2 separate regions of the Mus musculus genome follow, and region 2 is linked to region 1. Evidence: chromatin contacts called from ENCODE Hi-C or POLR2A ChIA-PET data. All regions are on one chromosome and are shown on one strand. The core of a region is the stretch at or near the end of the contact, and the rest is flanking DNA. Distances in the headings are between cores, read along the strand shown. Region 1 holds the start of D030056L22Rik (RIKEN cDNA D030056L22 gene). Region 2 holds the start of Trpm6 (transient receptor potential cation channel, subfamily M, member 6).

Evidence for each region. Hi-C counts contacts between places; a loop is a spot of excess contacts on that map. ChIA-PET counts read pairs that join two places held with the same protein, here RNA polymerase II (POLR2A).
Region 2: a map of T-helper 2 cell shows a loop between it and region 1 (2.0-fold over the local background). The contact joins the promoter of Trpm6 here to the promoter of D030056L22Rik in region 1. A Hi-C loop is called at or near these places in 3 of 37 maps with a recorded cell type or tissue (T-helper 2 cell, heart and regulatory T cell). POLR2A ChIA-PET finds 5 or more read pairs at or near these places in 2 of 5 experiments (Patski and embryonic stem cell).

What each region holds. Positions count from the first base shown.
Region 1 is chr19:18,709,170-18,716,390 of GRCm38, forward strand. D030056L22Rik (RIKEN cDNA D030056L22 gene) reads left to right here and starts at 4,066. Exons shown (of 2, transcript NM_001374130.1): 1 at 4,066-4,490. The coding sequence starts at 4,155.
Region 2 is chr19:18,744,971-18,752,191 of GRCm38, forward strand. Trpm6 (transient receptor potential cation channel, subfamily M, member 6) reads left to right here and starts at 4,760. Exons shown (of 39, transcript NM_153417.2): 1 at 4,760-5,072. The coding sequence starts at 5,061. Gm41814 (a long non-coding RNA gene) reads right to left here and starts at 4,805. Exons shown (of 3, transcript XR_877745.3): 1 at 4,459-4,805; 2 at 3,363-3,511.

The sequences.
Region 1 (7,221 bases), core at 2,816-5,315:
TCAGACATACGTGTGCACACACTGATTCCAAGTGAATGAAGGCCTTAAGAATGGAAAGACAAGTAGGACACTATAAAATGTTTAGACAAAAGTAAATGTTTAGGCAGGCAAACTAAGACATGAAGATCTATTTTACTATATTAAAATTAAGCCATGCGGGCTAATAAGATTGCTCCATGGGTTAAGGAATGTGCCACTGGGTATGAGCAACGGAATTTGATCCCTGGGACTCAAAAGATGGAAGGAGAAAACACCTTTTACAGCTTGTTCTCTGGCTTCCACATGTGTACTGTGCTGTGGCATTACATGTGCAGACATAATCAAGGTAATGAATGCACTATAAAAATAAAGGACTGGAAAGATGGCTCAGCAGTTTAGAGCACTGACTGCTCTTCCAGAGGTTCTGAGTTCAGCCACCACATGGTGGCTCACAACCATCTGTAATGGGATCCCATGCCCAGTTTTGGTGCGTCTGAAGACTGTAACAGTGTACTCGCATACATAAAAGAAAGAATGGAGCCGGGGCGTGGTGGTGCGTGCCTTTAATCCCAGCACTCGGGAGGCAGAGGCAGGTGGATTTCTGAGTTCGAGGCCAGCCTGGTCTACAAAGTGAGTTCCAGGATAGGCAGAACTATACAGAGAAACCCTGTCTTGGGGAAAAAAGGAAAGAACGGAAGGAAGGAAGAAAGGAAGAGAAAGAAAGAAAAAGAGAGGAAGAGAAAGAAAGAAAAGAAAGGAAAGTTAAGTCTTATTTCACACCTTTAATTCCAGTTCTCAGGAGGCAGAGGCAGGTAGATCAATGTGCGGTCAACCTGGCCTATTTAGAGAACTCCAGGCCAGCCAGGGATATATATTAAGAACTTGTCTCACAAATAAAGTCGAATAATTCACCATAAAATGAAAATAAAAGACACAGATTAGTAGAAGGTGGTATTTTTGTATTTAAAGACTTATTTATTTCATGTGTATGAGTACACTGTAGCTGTACAGATGGTTATTGGGAATTGAACTCAGGACCTCTGCTTGCTCCGGCTCAGCTCACTCCGCCCCAAAGATTTATTTGTTATTATATGTAAGTACACTGTAGCTGTCTTCAGACACACCAGAAGAAGGTATCAGATCTCATTATGGATGATTTGAACTCGGGACCTCCGGAAGAGTAGTTAAGTTAGTGCTCTTAACCACTGAGCCATCTCTCCAGCAAGAAGTTGATATTTCTAACACCAAATCGAATTTTTCTAGGATACTAAATAAAAAGGTTCTCACAAACCAGAGAAAAAGGACATCTGGTCTAGTTTTTAAAGATGCACTATGCCTTAACCGACGTGTAGCCATCCAGCCTGGGCCACCAGGCACTTTAGTTCAGGTGATCTTGAGGCCCCAATGGTAAAGGATCAACCTTATAGCAGACTAAACCCAAAGAAAAACAGGACTGGTCATTTGAAACACATATAAGTGTAGAATTTGTTTGGCAAAGAACAATATTAACTATTGTAAGCTGCCTGCAGCCACACTAACTGGGTTCTTGTGTGGGAGGCCGGAACTGTATGGAAGGAAATGACAAGAGAAATAATGGAGGCCAAGACATGTCTGTTCAAGGCCCCAAAGTTTACTAAGAGTCTGTGCTTATAAAGAGGGGAGGCCCATGCCCCGCCAATCCTTCCCTCCCCCTCCCCTCCCCCCCAGACAGGGTTTCTCTGTATAGCCCTGGCTGTCCTGGAACTCACTTTGTAGACCAGGCTGGCCTCGAATTCAGAAATCCATCTGCCTCTGCCTCCCAAGTGCTGGGATTAAAGGCATGTGACACCAATGCCCGGCCCGCCAATCCATTCTTGATGCCTGTTGCCAGTCTGTAGGTAATGTCTAGATGCTGTCTGCGGAATATCTCCAGGGCCTCTCAGCAGGTAGCAGTGTCTTGGAGAAGAGCAGTGACACGTGACAGAACAATAGAGCCATCTAAATCGGAGGCTCCACCCCAGGTGGTCTCTTACTCTTTGGCAGCAAGGTCAAAGCCAGCCTACTCAAGGCTAGGGGAAGCTACAACAATTAACAAGGATTCCTGTACCAAAACCAAAAATCTATAAATACAAAAAAAAAAAAAAAAAAAAAAAAAACCAAAAAAACAACAACAACAAAAAAACATGTCCAGCTTCACTGATTGGGTGAGATGCAAATTGAGGCCACAATGAGATACCATTTCACATTGGCCATATTGTTTGCTGATGAGGATGCAAAATAATAATAATAATAATAATAATAATAATAATAATAATAATAATAAACAACCTCTGGTGCTATAAAAAGCATTCAGAAAAACACTTTGTAATAAATCTGTACAACGCATTTTTGAACAATGCTCTTAGCATTTATAGATTTTGTTTTTCAAGACAGGGTCTCTCTGTGTAGCCGTGACTATCCTGGAACTAGATCTGTAGACCAGACTGGCCAAGAACTCACAGACTGCCTCTGCCTCCCGAGTGCTAGGACTAAAGGTTTTCCAAACCACTTTTAAGATAAAGCTTTTAAGGCGATGCACTCTCATGTCTTCGCAGGCGCATGTGTATGTATGGCAAAATGCCACGTCTAAAAATAAGCAGCGTATTGTATGTCAGCTAGATCTTAGTATATCTTAAAATATTAGCAAATCCAAAAAAGCATCTTAGAAATACAGATAAGTGAGTGGACTGAGGGGGAAATTACAAAGAAGTAGTAATTCATGGTCCGAAACAAGACTACTTGGGGACAGGAAAGAGAAACGGGACAGTGAAGAGGCACACAGATGCTCTTTCCCTTCTGAAGCCAGGCAGGGACACTTGCGTGTTACGGTCATTTTAGCTATGCATATGCTTTATACTACCTTGTGTACATAATGCTAAGTATCACAAGGAATGAGGGGCGGGGTGGGGGGAGGGCAGCAAGATTCTGGAGAACAGAAGGAACACACCTGCCCATGTTGTATTCTATTGTGTTGGAACATGGTCTCCGCACAACAAATCATCTGTGTCACTAGTGTGAAAATGGCAATGGCGAATTTATCATTTGTTCCAGGTGGAAGAATTACCAAGTGCAAACAGGAAATGGAGCGATCAAACAGAACTTTCTGTACACTACCGATAACGCTGTTTGTGCTTGTTGGTTATTTGCTGTCCTCCCACCAATGCAAACCGTGATGGGTTTGTTTGAGCCAGTATTTTAGTCTTTCGGTAAAAGCAAAAAGTAACTCAAGGATAGAGATCTTGCCTCCCATGCCCAAGGCCGTAGGTTCAATCCCCAGTGCTGGAAGGAAGTTTCTCTGTGTAGATGGCTTACAACTACATCTAGAGATATTTAAGCATGCACATGGCGCATATTCATAAATACACCCATACACAGTACCTATCAGCTAAAACAGCTCTACCATGCCCTAGAAAGAATGTTTCTCCGGAGCGTTGATGGGCTTGGTTTCTTTTTGTTTGTTTTGTTTTTTCCTTAGTTTTGTTTGGTTACTGCGTTTTCTCCTTATCCTTGCAGCACTGGGGATAGAATCTAAGGCCTTGGGCATGGTAGGCAAGCACCCTATCCTTTAGTTACTTTTTGCTTTTTACCAAAAAAAAAAAAAAAAAAAAAAGTACGGACTTATTTCTGCCACGGTTTACATTTTTCTGCCAAGACACCACCCACTGGAGAGGTCCTGGAACCTGCAGGCCGCTGCGGGCTAAGCAGACACTTCCGCCGCCCCAGGATCGCAGCACAGAGGAAAGGGCCCCAGCGCACTTGCCGCTGGGACCTCTGAGGCCGCGGAGTCTTTCGGCCGCTCCTGCCCGAGTCCTCGCTTGGGGACCGAGAGGCGCACACACAGGGGAATGCGAACAACCGTGCAAGTCAAAAGAAGGCCGCCAGGGGGTAGCGGCCTCCTTCCATCCACATCCCCATGCCCCGCCCCCTCAGAGGGCGCACTTCCGGCCGCAAGGGCGCTCGGGAACGCGAACCGCGAGCCTCCACCAACCAGCGGCTGTGCTGGATGGGCGCAGGTGCGCGCGCATCACGGCGCAGGTTCGAAACTCCGGCGCTGCGCGGTGGCTCCCCCACAACGTCTCGTCCGCCCTCGGGACAGCCGAGCTCTGCGCTGCCCTTCGCCCTCCGCCCGCCGCCCGCGCGACCCTCGTCCCTGGCCCATGGCCAAGCGGCGTGCGGCTGAGCCGCTCACGTTCCGCGTGCCTTGGAAGCGGCTCCTGCTCAGCGACTTCCCCGAGGAGCCGCCGCTCTGGGTCCCGCCGTCTGGGACGGCTCGGCCCCTCAAGCGCCAGGGGGACGCGGGGATCATGGCGGAGCCTGCGTCTGCGCCCCGCAAGCGACGCGGCGGCGGGGACGACAGACAGGAGCTGCAGGGCTGTAGCCGGGAGCCCGGAGAGCCACCTCCTGGCGAGCAGGAGGAACCCCGGGCCGCGGGCGGCGGCGACAGAGTAGAAAGCGCGGGCAGCCCGCAGGTAGCCGACGGGGTGCACAGCCAGGTAGGTCCGCTACTCACTAGCCCGGAGCTCGGTGCCAGGCCGCGGAAGTCGGGCCATCGAGTGGGCCAGACGGGCTGGACCCTAGAGGGTCAGCTCAGTGACCAACGGGAGAGAGGCGTTTAATTTGATGGGGAATGCTGTAGAACTTCTAGCATGCTTTCCAGTAGCATTCATCAGAGGACCTGTTAACTCCTAATGTTCAGTGCTGTGAGAATGGATTGTTGGACTCACTGTCCTCTCCGCTGCTTTGTTTTGGTAGCCGCTAGCCATGTGATCAGACAGAATACACTAGAAATATAACTTGACCAAACTTATGTGTTTTAAGTGTAAGAAGAGTAGGAGCGCCAAATATGTTTTAAGATAAAGGGTCGGGTTCTGAACTGTGTTACACACGAAGCAACTTGCCGCATATTGGGTGTACTGTTTGTTAATTTTATTTTTAGACACGTGACTAGAAAACTTAAAGTGAGTGTTTTGCTTTTTCAGACAGGGTTTATCTATGTGTAGCCCTGGCTGTCCTGGAACTCACTCTGTAGACCAGGCTGGCCTTGAACTCAGAAATCCGCCTGCCACTGCCTCCCAAGTGCTGGGATTAAAGGCGTGGGCCACCACTGCCCGGCCTTCGAGTGAGTTATAACCCATACTATATATGTATCGCACAGCATTGGCCCGACTTAGGGACTCAAGAGCCTTCTTTAAAGCAGTTCTTGCATAAGTTGGTGGAGCATGAGGTGAAGAAGCAAGGGTGATTCTTAGAGCTCGCCAAACTCAGCCACCTTGGCATGCGTCTGCTCAGTGTCCTTTTCTAGTTATTTTATAACAAAGTTGATAAGATAACGGAAATTTTCTCTTCGTGTAGCCCTGGCTGTCCTGGACCAGGCTGGCCTCGAACCCAGAGATCCACATTTCCTCTTGCCTTTCGAGTGCTGAGATTAAAGGCGTTCAGGGAGATTATCTTTCAATACTACACTCACTGTTTTTAGGTGAAAGTTACTGGTTTCTTAAGCAGAAGTATTGGATGTAACTGCAGGCACCCTAGCTTTATGTGCACAGGTGATGAGAGAGACTGACTGGCCAAGGGGAGCGAGCGTTCAGTAAGCAGACACCACACCATCCAGTCCTTGCTTAGACACAGTTGGCTAGACCTGTTGGTCTTCCCTTGTTAGTAGCAGCCAGCAGAAGACCGTGAGGCCCAGGAGTGTTCTGTCAGCTCTGCTCCTTGAGTTCCTTATCTTCTGAAGAACCTTGAGAAGATAGGAATTCTCCATCTTTTCTAGCTTCCAAAGACAAAGGTTTGTTTTAAGAGCTAATCATCCAGGAGAAAAGGATGTAACAAAAAGCAAACTGGTGTCAGTGTCTGCCTGATTTCTGCTTGCTCAGATGAGGGCATAAATCCTTGCCCTAACGCTATGGATAGTCTTGTGTAGGAAATGGTGCCACAGGTGTCTTCTTTCCAAGCACAGTACTTGCCTGCTTTGTGTTGTCAGACTTAAGGATGTCACCTTTATTGTTTCATACGAACACTCACATGTGTGTGTATGCACAACTTACATGTGTATATAGAGAGGGGATACCTTAATGTATACATATACTTTTAAGTAGACAGAGCCAAGAGTGCATATGTGTTATATATAAGCTGCATTTTTAATAACAGTATAACTTTATGCAGATCAGTTGCTTAGCTAATATTGCATGGTATGGTTAAATAGCAGCAGAAATGTTTTCCTAGAGAAATAGTTAATGACACATTATTAAGGATGTGTGATACCTAGCAATAGTGTGCATTTACTCTGCTCATGTTTAATTCTCACAGTGATCCTAATTTATGCTTGTAATGAGGTAGGGTCAGCGATTTTTGTCAGTTATTCAGGCTTGACCTGTTTCTCTCCAGTTTTTACCGTCTGTGTGTGTGTCTGTGTCTGTATGTACTGAGCCATCTCGCCACCCTATGTCTTTTGCCTTTATTGTATCTTTATCTCAATATTAAATTCCCAAAAGACTGATTCTTTCTGCCTTTCAAGGCTGACTGCAGGGCTGCTGCAGGTGGCAGGATGCTTTCCCTGGACTCCACGTTGCCATGTGGCCCCTGAGCATTGACAGGTAGCCACTTGTGGATAGCGCCAGAAGTGTAAGATACACTCTCCATTCTGAAAAGAGTGCATCATACTGTTAAGTTTTGAAGTTGAAACAATGTTTTGGCTATATTGGGACAAGTAAGATTGAAGTTAACCTCACTTGGCTTTCATTGTTACAACAGTATGTACCTTGATTGTGGTTTCCAGTGAACTGTGTGAAGGTGTTATGGTAGCAAGTATAACCTTAACCCAGTGTAGGAAGGCTTTGATCCACCCAGGGGGCTCAGATTGAGACTAGCACCCGTCAGCCTGGTGAGGCTCCGGGGCAGTTCTCTTTGCATGGAGTATTTTGAGGATGTTGTGCCAGTTTTAATATCACTACTTAAAGTAATTTTGTAATCATTTAAGGTAAACTGCTTAATGCTTGGTAGACCTGTTTATATCAGTCATACCAATTGTCAATTCATTGTTTTTCACTTTATCATGTTTATAAGCCGGCCAGTGGTGGCACAAGCTTTTAATCCCACCCTGGTCTACAGAGTGAGTTCCAGGACAGCCAGGGCTACACAGAGAAACCCTGTCTTGAAAAACCAAAATGAAAAAAGAGAGAGAGAAAGAAAGAAAGAAAACTTTACTGAAGGTCATGAAATATTTTA
Region 2 (7,221 bases), core at 3,510-6,009, 36 kb after region 1:
CTCAGTGAAAAACCCCAGTGCTTCCTTTCTACAGGAAAAGTTTGCATTTGTGTCACTTTAAGAGAAGAAATGAGGGCTGGAGAGATGGCTCAGAGGTTAAGAGCACTGACTGCTCTTCCAGAGATCCTGAGTTCAAATCCCAGCAACCACATGGTGGCTCAGATGCCCTCTTCTGGTATGCAGGTGAACATGCAGATATAAATAAAATAAATAAAACTTGAGAGAGAGAGAGAGAGAGAGAGAGAGAGAGAGAGAGAGAGAGAGAGAGAAGGAATGGGTGGCATTAAGGTCCACTCTCGGTTTGAACAGGAAGTTTCTCAGGGTTTCTATTGCTGGGATGAAACAGTATGACCAAGAGCAGCCCGGAGCAGAGGGTTTATTTCACTCATTCTTACGGCCCAGCCATCAGTGAAAGGAGTTGGAGCAGAAACTCAAACAGGGCAGGAACCTGGAGCCTGGCCCCGAGGCAGAGGCTGTGGAGAGGACTGCTGAAGGCTCCCTCCTCGGGACTCGCTCAGCTTGCTTTTGTTTAACTGAAAATATTTTCTTTCATATAATACATTTTGATGATGCTCTTCTCCCAGAATCCCCTGCTCAGTTGCCTCACTTGTCCAACTCTTTCTTTCTTTTCTTCTTTCTTTCTTTCTTTCTTTCTTTCTTTCTTTCTTTCTTTCTTTCTTTCTTTCTTTCTTTCTTTCTTCCTTCCTTCCTTCCTTCCTTCCTTCCTTCCTTTCTTTCTTTCTCTTTCTCTCTCTCTCTCCTTCCTTCCTTCCTCCCTCCCTCCCTCCCTCCCTCCCTCCCTCCCTCCCTCCCTTCCTTCCTTCCTTCCTTCCTTCCTTCCTTCCTTCCTTCCTTCTCTCTCTCACACAAGTAGGCCAATAAAAACTCAGTATAAAACAATCAGAAAGAGACACATACATAGCCACATAGCCACAAACACACACACTCAAAACACAAAACTATAATAGAAAACCAAACGACAAGTAAAGAAGAAAAGCATCCTAACAAAGCATTATGAGACAGAACATCTCCAAAACGACAACTGAGTTTGTTTGGTGTTGGCCATGCCATCTAGTGCTGGGCTTGGGGCCTGCTCTAATCATGGTTTACATGCTTCGTGAGACTTCAGTGGTGGAAACCCTCCCCCCCCTCTTTTTTTCCTTTGTAAGTACTTGCCAATGGGAGAAACCTTTTGGATGAGAGATAGGACATCATGTCCAGTTTCCCGCTCGGGTTCGGGACCCCATCTGTCAGCTAGCTTTCTTACAGCATCCAGAACTAGCAGGCCAGGATGCTCCTACTCATAATGATCTGTGCTTTATCTGTCACTAATTAAAAAAAGTTCTATAGGCTCGCTTGCCCACAGCATGATCTTCTGAGCCCATTTTCTCAATTGAGATTTCCTCCTCCCACATGACTAGTTTGTGTTGAGTTGACGCGGAAGAAAGTTGACGCCAGGACAAAGGTCTAAAAACAAAACCAGCTACCCAGAAAAGCCTGAACCGCATCCTTTATTATTAACTCTTCTCCAATGTTTACAACATATTTGCTGAGACAAGGTTTTGCCCTGTCGCCTAACCTGCCTTGAACACCCAGATATTCTCCTGCCTCAGCCTTGGATGTGTTTGGATTGCAGGTGTAAACCACATCTGAACTGATCCTCTTAATAACCGAAACTTCTGTAACTCCCCCAATTGTACAATCGCTTGTTGTAGTTGTGACTAGGTTTGTGGCAGATGACTATAGTACCGTTCAGAATTTCACTCTACTATTTTATATTCTCTGTGCTTCTGAGAGGAAAAGATTGATGACTCAAAGTGAGAAACCTGAGCCAGGCATGACAGCAAACCACAGTGAATTGGGCAAGATGACTCCCACGCATGGTGCTTTCTCTTCCTGGAGCAAAGAAAAAGTCACTTAATGCTTTTTTTTTTTCCTTTCCCTTTAGTCTGTCCAAAAAGAAGAAGAGATATTACTTTGGAAAATTTCTAACAGTTCATCCTTCCAACCAAAGGAAATGAAGCCAAAACCAAATTCAAATCCAAGCCTACAATCATTTTCCTTCAGAGTTGAATATGTATATTAGAAATCACCCCTTAATGGTCTTGATTATTTGGGACTTACTAAGAAAACAAAGCATGCCTGAGGCACCACCCTTCCCAGTGTGTGTGTGTGTGTGTCTCTGTGTGTGTAACAGCTGTTCACCTCAACTCTAAACTCATTAACTTAAGGGTTAACGTTGGAGCCCCATCTTAAGACCTGTTAGATCAGATATCAGAACTTTCTGTGTGCACATGCTCATTAGAAAGCTTGAAACATTGAAGTTTCAAGGTAAAAGAAGAGATCAGACAGAAGAGAAGAAAAGCTAGAGAAGAGAGACAGAGGAAGAAAGAGAGGGAGGGGGCATGGTCAATGGAGAAACCAAAGTCCTCTAAGTTGCCGGGGCTTGTGGATGGTGCAGCAGGAGCACTTTGCAGTTTTGACTGCTCGCCCACCCTCCTACAGACTTGAGCTCTTTGAAGGTGAGTGGTATCTTGTTCACCTTTGACTTTTGTGGCACCCAGTGTGGTTTGACAAACAATCTGTGCTGCATGACTAATTGCTGGTCTGATTCAGTCTACCCTAGACACGTAACGAACATTCTGTAGAATGAACATTCATAGCTAGAGATGTGTTTGTGGCTGGAAAACTTTTATAGACAATCTTTTCAACTAACTGAGCAACCCATGACATAGATCCCAGGGCCCTACCTTTGAGATCCTGGGGAGGGTCTGAGGATCTGCCCAGTGAAGCCCAGCATTGAGAACAGACCCCTGGTGACTGTTCTGCAACCCATGTGAGATATCCTTTCTCCCAGTGCCATGAGTTTTATGAACAGCAAGAAGACCTCAGGCAGCCACTACTTGTCCATTTTGCAATAACTACAGATGGCCACATTAATCAGTGGCAAGAATTGCTCAAAGAAATAATGGTCTTTGTTTTTTGAGAGTAACAGACCAGAAAAGCATGTCTGTGACTGGGCCTTCCAATCAGATGTGCATCCTTTGCTTCCACCCAATATCCACGAGGTACTCAGTAGCCCCAAACCACCCACAGGTGGCTCTATATGACACTGCTAAGTCAAATTTCCTGAAAGAGAGGCTTGGTGACTGGTGGTCTCCAACTTCTGGCTGACTCAGATTTTCTAATAAAGTCATGTTCCGGGCCTTCACACCTTGTCTCTGGGGAGAACTGACCAGCTGTACAGTGAGGCACGGCACTGAATCTGTCTGGTAACAATGCCTGCAGTGTTTTTGATACAGCTTGGAACCAAAACATCTTGTAAACTAGCCCATTAGAAAAATCTAAGCAGTTTGGGTTACCTTAGGCTCAAAGGGTTTTGAACCTTGATCTGAAGAGATGAAAGCAGAAGATAGTAGTCATGGGGCACTGAGAGACGGCAGCATGTGCCATTCCAAATCCTTAGTCTTTCGGGTGAGTCTGTTGATGGTTGAATTCCCAGGCCTTAGGGCTGTGAAGAGTGTTAACAGAGATGATCTCTGAAGGAACAAGTCAGAAGACTCTGCTTTGCCTTATAAGAGCATCTGTGCCTGTCTATAGATCATTAACAATTTGAGGAGGTAAACGAGAGGAAAGGACTTTTCATTTCTTAATAGACAAAGCATCAAGATACCAACATACTGATTTACTAACAAGGCAAAAAAAAAAAAAAAAAAGTCACTGAAACCACACAGAGAAATAAATGAGGAAACAAATTTTATTAACTGTGTCGGCAAGTGTGAGCTCACCAGGCAAAAATTTGGACTGGACTAAATAGTAGGTGTCACTAATTTAAAGTCATAAATGCCTAGTATTGTTCATTATAGTATGTGTAATCCCCTGAGTATCATGTCTCCCATATGTCTCCTCTTCCAATACATAGAGATACATTGGAAATCACTGACCATAGTCTTGGTCAAGATTGCCTACCTAGTCAGAGAAAGCTCTTCCCCAAAATAACGGAGAGCGTTTGTATGATACTTCTTTTTTTTTTTTTAAAGACTTATTTATTTATTATATGTAAGTACACTGTAGCTGTCTTCAGACACTCCAGAAGAGGGAGTCAGATCTCATTATGGATGGTTGTGAGCCACCATGTGGTTGCTGGGATTTGAACTCCGGACCTTCAGAGGAGGAGCAGTCGGGTGCTCTTACCCACTGAGCCATCTCACCAGCCCCGTATGACACTTCATAAATAAAGCAAGGTCACTGTGTTTGTTCAGTGTAGTCTCTGTGAGAAAGGTGGGTTTTCTTTATTATTCTCTCTGTATAGGTAAGTAAACTGAGGCCCGGAAGAGTCTCTCGTCATGCTCAGCAACTCATGGGCATTTCAGAAACACAGAGAACGTAAACCGACCGTCTCCTCACCTAAAGCTCTGACCCAAGAATCTAAAATTTGTCTGATGACAGTGACCATACCTGATCAGCAGCCAAACTTCTTTGGAGTCATGTCTTTCCTACAGAGGCGTTAACAGAGCCCAACAGGCATTGTGAAAACTCCTCAGGGCTGTAAAAGACAGCGTCCATGTGCAGGTGGAGCCCAGATTGATTCCACAGTCAAAAGCTCAGACATTGTTTTGGTTGCTGGCCTGGAAAAATCTAGGATGAAAGCCGGACCTGCAGCTGAGTGCTCTCCTATGAACAGGGGTCAGGCCCAGGGCCCCAGGTGGCAGTGGGTGGAGCCAGGCGCACGCGTATCTAACTGCGATCTCGAATAGGTAGGATTTGCGAAATGCTAGCTTTCAAGTCCTCTAGTCTCCACCCGAACATGATTATCGTAGCTGAGGTTTTGGCAACCGCGTGGACCCTTCCGAAGGGCAGGACCCGCAGTCTTTCTTCCGGGAGTTGGGACCGGCCTGGAGCTGGGTCAGGGCCGAGCGGAAACCGAACCCAGGGTCGAGGCGGCAGGGCGCGCGTGTGAGTCCCGGACTCCGGAGTCCGAGTCCAGGAGGAATCGAGTCCTGGGAGGTGTCCCGGACGAGGAGGAATTCGCTGTCGCTTCGGCTCCTGTGGTGGTGAGAATGCAGGTCAAGGTAAAAAGTTGGGCCTGAAGATGTTCGCATTGGCCCCTGTCCCTGTTACTGCGGGGCTCCTGCATGGGATCAAGGTTCCTAGATCCTGGAGAGTGACAGCGCCTAGCCCAGCGCTTGAGGTGCTGTGCCTGGCTGGGTGTCCTATAGGACAACCGGGGAACAAGCTGCCTGTCACCTTTACGGGTTCTTCTTTACTTCCACACTTTGTGTGAGAAATAGTATTATTTATTGTTCCCGAAGTGTGCAGGCAGAGTTCAGGCTTGCCACACACATTGGCTCATTTCAACCCGGGCGGGCTGATAGGACACATTTTTTTGGTCTCTTCTCAGGCAGTTTGAACTGACGTCTCTGCTCCATCACCACCTGTAACCCTGAAAGTTTTGTTATTTGCTTCAGCTTTCACATTTGGAGCAACTGGAAAGTACTATTTGAAGATTAAGTGGGATGTGATAATGTTTAATGTGTTTGACAAAGTTGCAAGAGCGTTCCTTTTCCTCCTGTACTGGGGATTGGTCCTAGGACCTCCAGTATCCAAGCTCTCTACCATGGAGCTACATTCGCAGCCTGTTCAGCGTCTTTCAGTAGCTGGGACAACAGGTCTGCATCATCAGGCCTGACTTAACTGTTTCATCCTGCCAATAATTCTGTAGTGTCTTAAATGGCATCACTCTTCCCCCAACCTCCTTCCTTTGGGGGAGAAAATGAAACTGAGGGAGAAAAGTAGAATTGAGATGTGACGTCATGTCAAGGCATAGAGAGAGCAGGGATCATCTAGTCATACACGTGCTGGTGATGGTTTGTTCTACATAACAGCGTCACTCTTAACTGCTCAGGGAAAATGTAGTCTTCAGTTTCTTTGTCCCGGTAAGCACTATCATGTGAATTACCGCGGGATGCCATGAGAGCCGAGGACAGCTTCAGGAACTGGTTCTCTCTATCCCCTGTGACACCTGGAGATAATTCTTCGTTATCAGGCTAGCAGGACAATTGAGTTTATATACTTGATGAGCTGCCGTTTAGGCTCCCATATGACTTTGATGCATTAATTTATTCTTTGCTTTGGATTGTTCCACAACCAATATAGCATTAGATATTTAGCTAGATTAGCATTTTGGATTTAACTTGTGAGAATTTGCTTGGTTGTTTCTTATTTCATCTATATATGTGTGTGTATGTATATAATACACAATGCACAAATTAAAACAATGAATATATATCCTAAAGATATATTTAGGATAGATATTTTATATTTATAAATATATATTTATGTATAAATATATATTTTATTTCATATGTAAATATATAGTATATTTTATGATATATATTTAGAACATATATATGTCATATACATTTATTTATATATATAAAGCCATATTTTAATTTGTACATTTGTTTTTCACATAAAAGAATCCAGATTGTATACATTACAATGTTAATAGTTCCTAGGGGCAAAAATCTTTGCAAATACACATGGTGCTTGCTCAAGTTAAGACCATGTATGTGTATATATATATATACACATACATATATATACACACACACATATATATATATATATGTATACACACACACACACACACACACACACACACATATATATATATATATATATACAGCATTTCTCCCTATGATTATCCCTGTTCTACATTAATCAGTCAACACATGTTTGTGAAATGTCAACTATGTTATGAGCCCTCTTTCAGTACCTGGGAATACACAGGAATGTAGGAACAGGACTTTTATTGTTGGGATGGAGAAAGGAGGATGAGTCAGCCTCAGCTACAGCTTTTTAACCTTTCCTAGAGTGCACATGTCATACAGTCAAGCATCTCTCCCTTACTTCCCTCCCTCTAAAGTCATAACTGTTAGCTTGTGTGCTGTTGGGCCCCAGAACCCTTGCCATCTAGAAGTAGACTTTCTGAATGGACAAACACTGTGATATGTGTGTGTGTGTGCAACAAAAGATCTGTATAGCCTTGAAAAGGTAGGAAGTTTTGATATTTTCTAGCAGATGAATAGGATTTGGGGCTATTATGTTAAGTGATATGAGCCAGTCATAAAAGACAAATATATAATTCTACTTATGAGCCATTTAAGAGTGTAAAATTTATAAAATGAAATGTAGAGCAGTGATTGCCCGGGGTAGGGG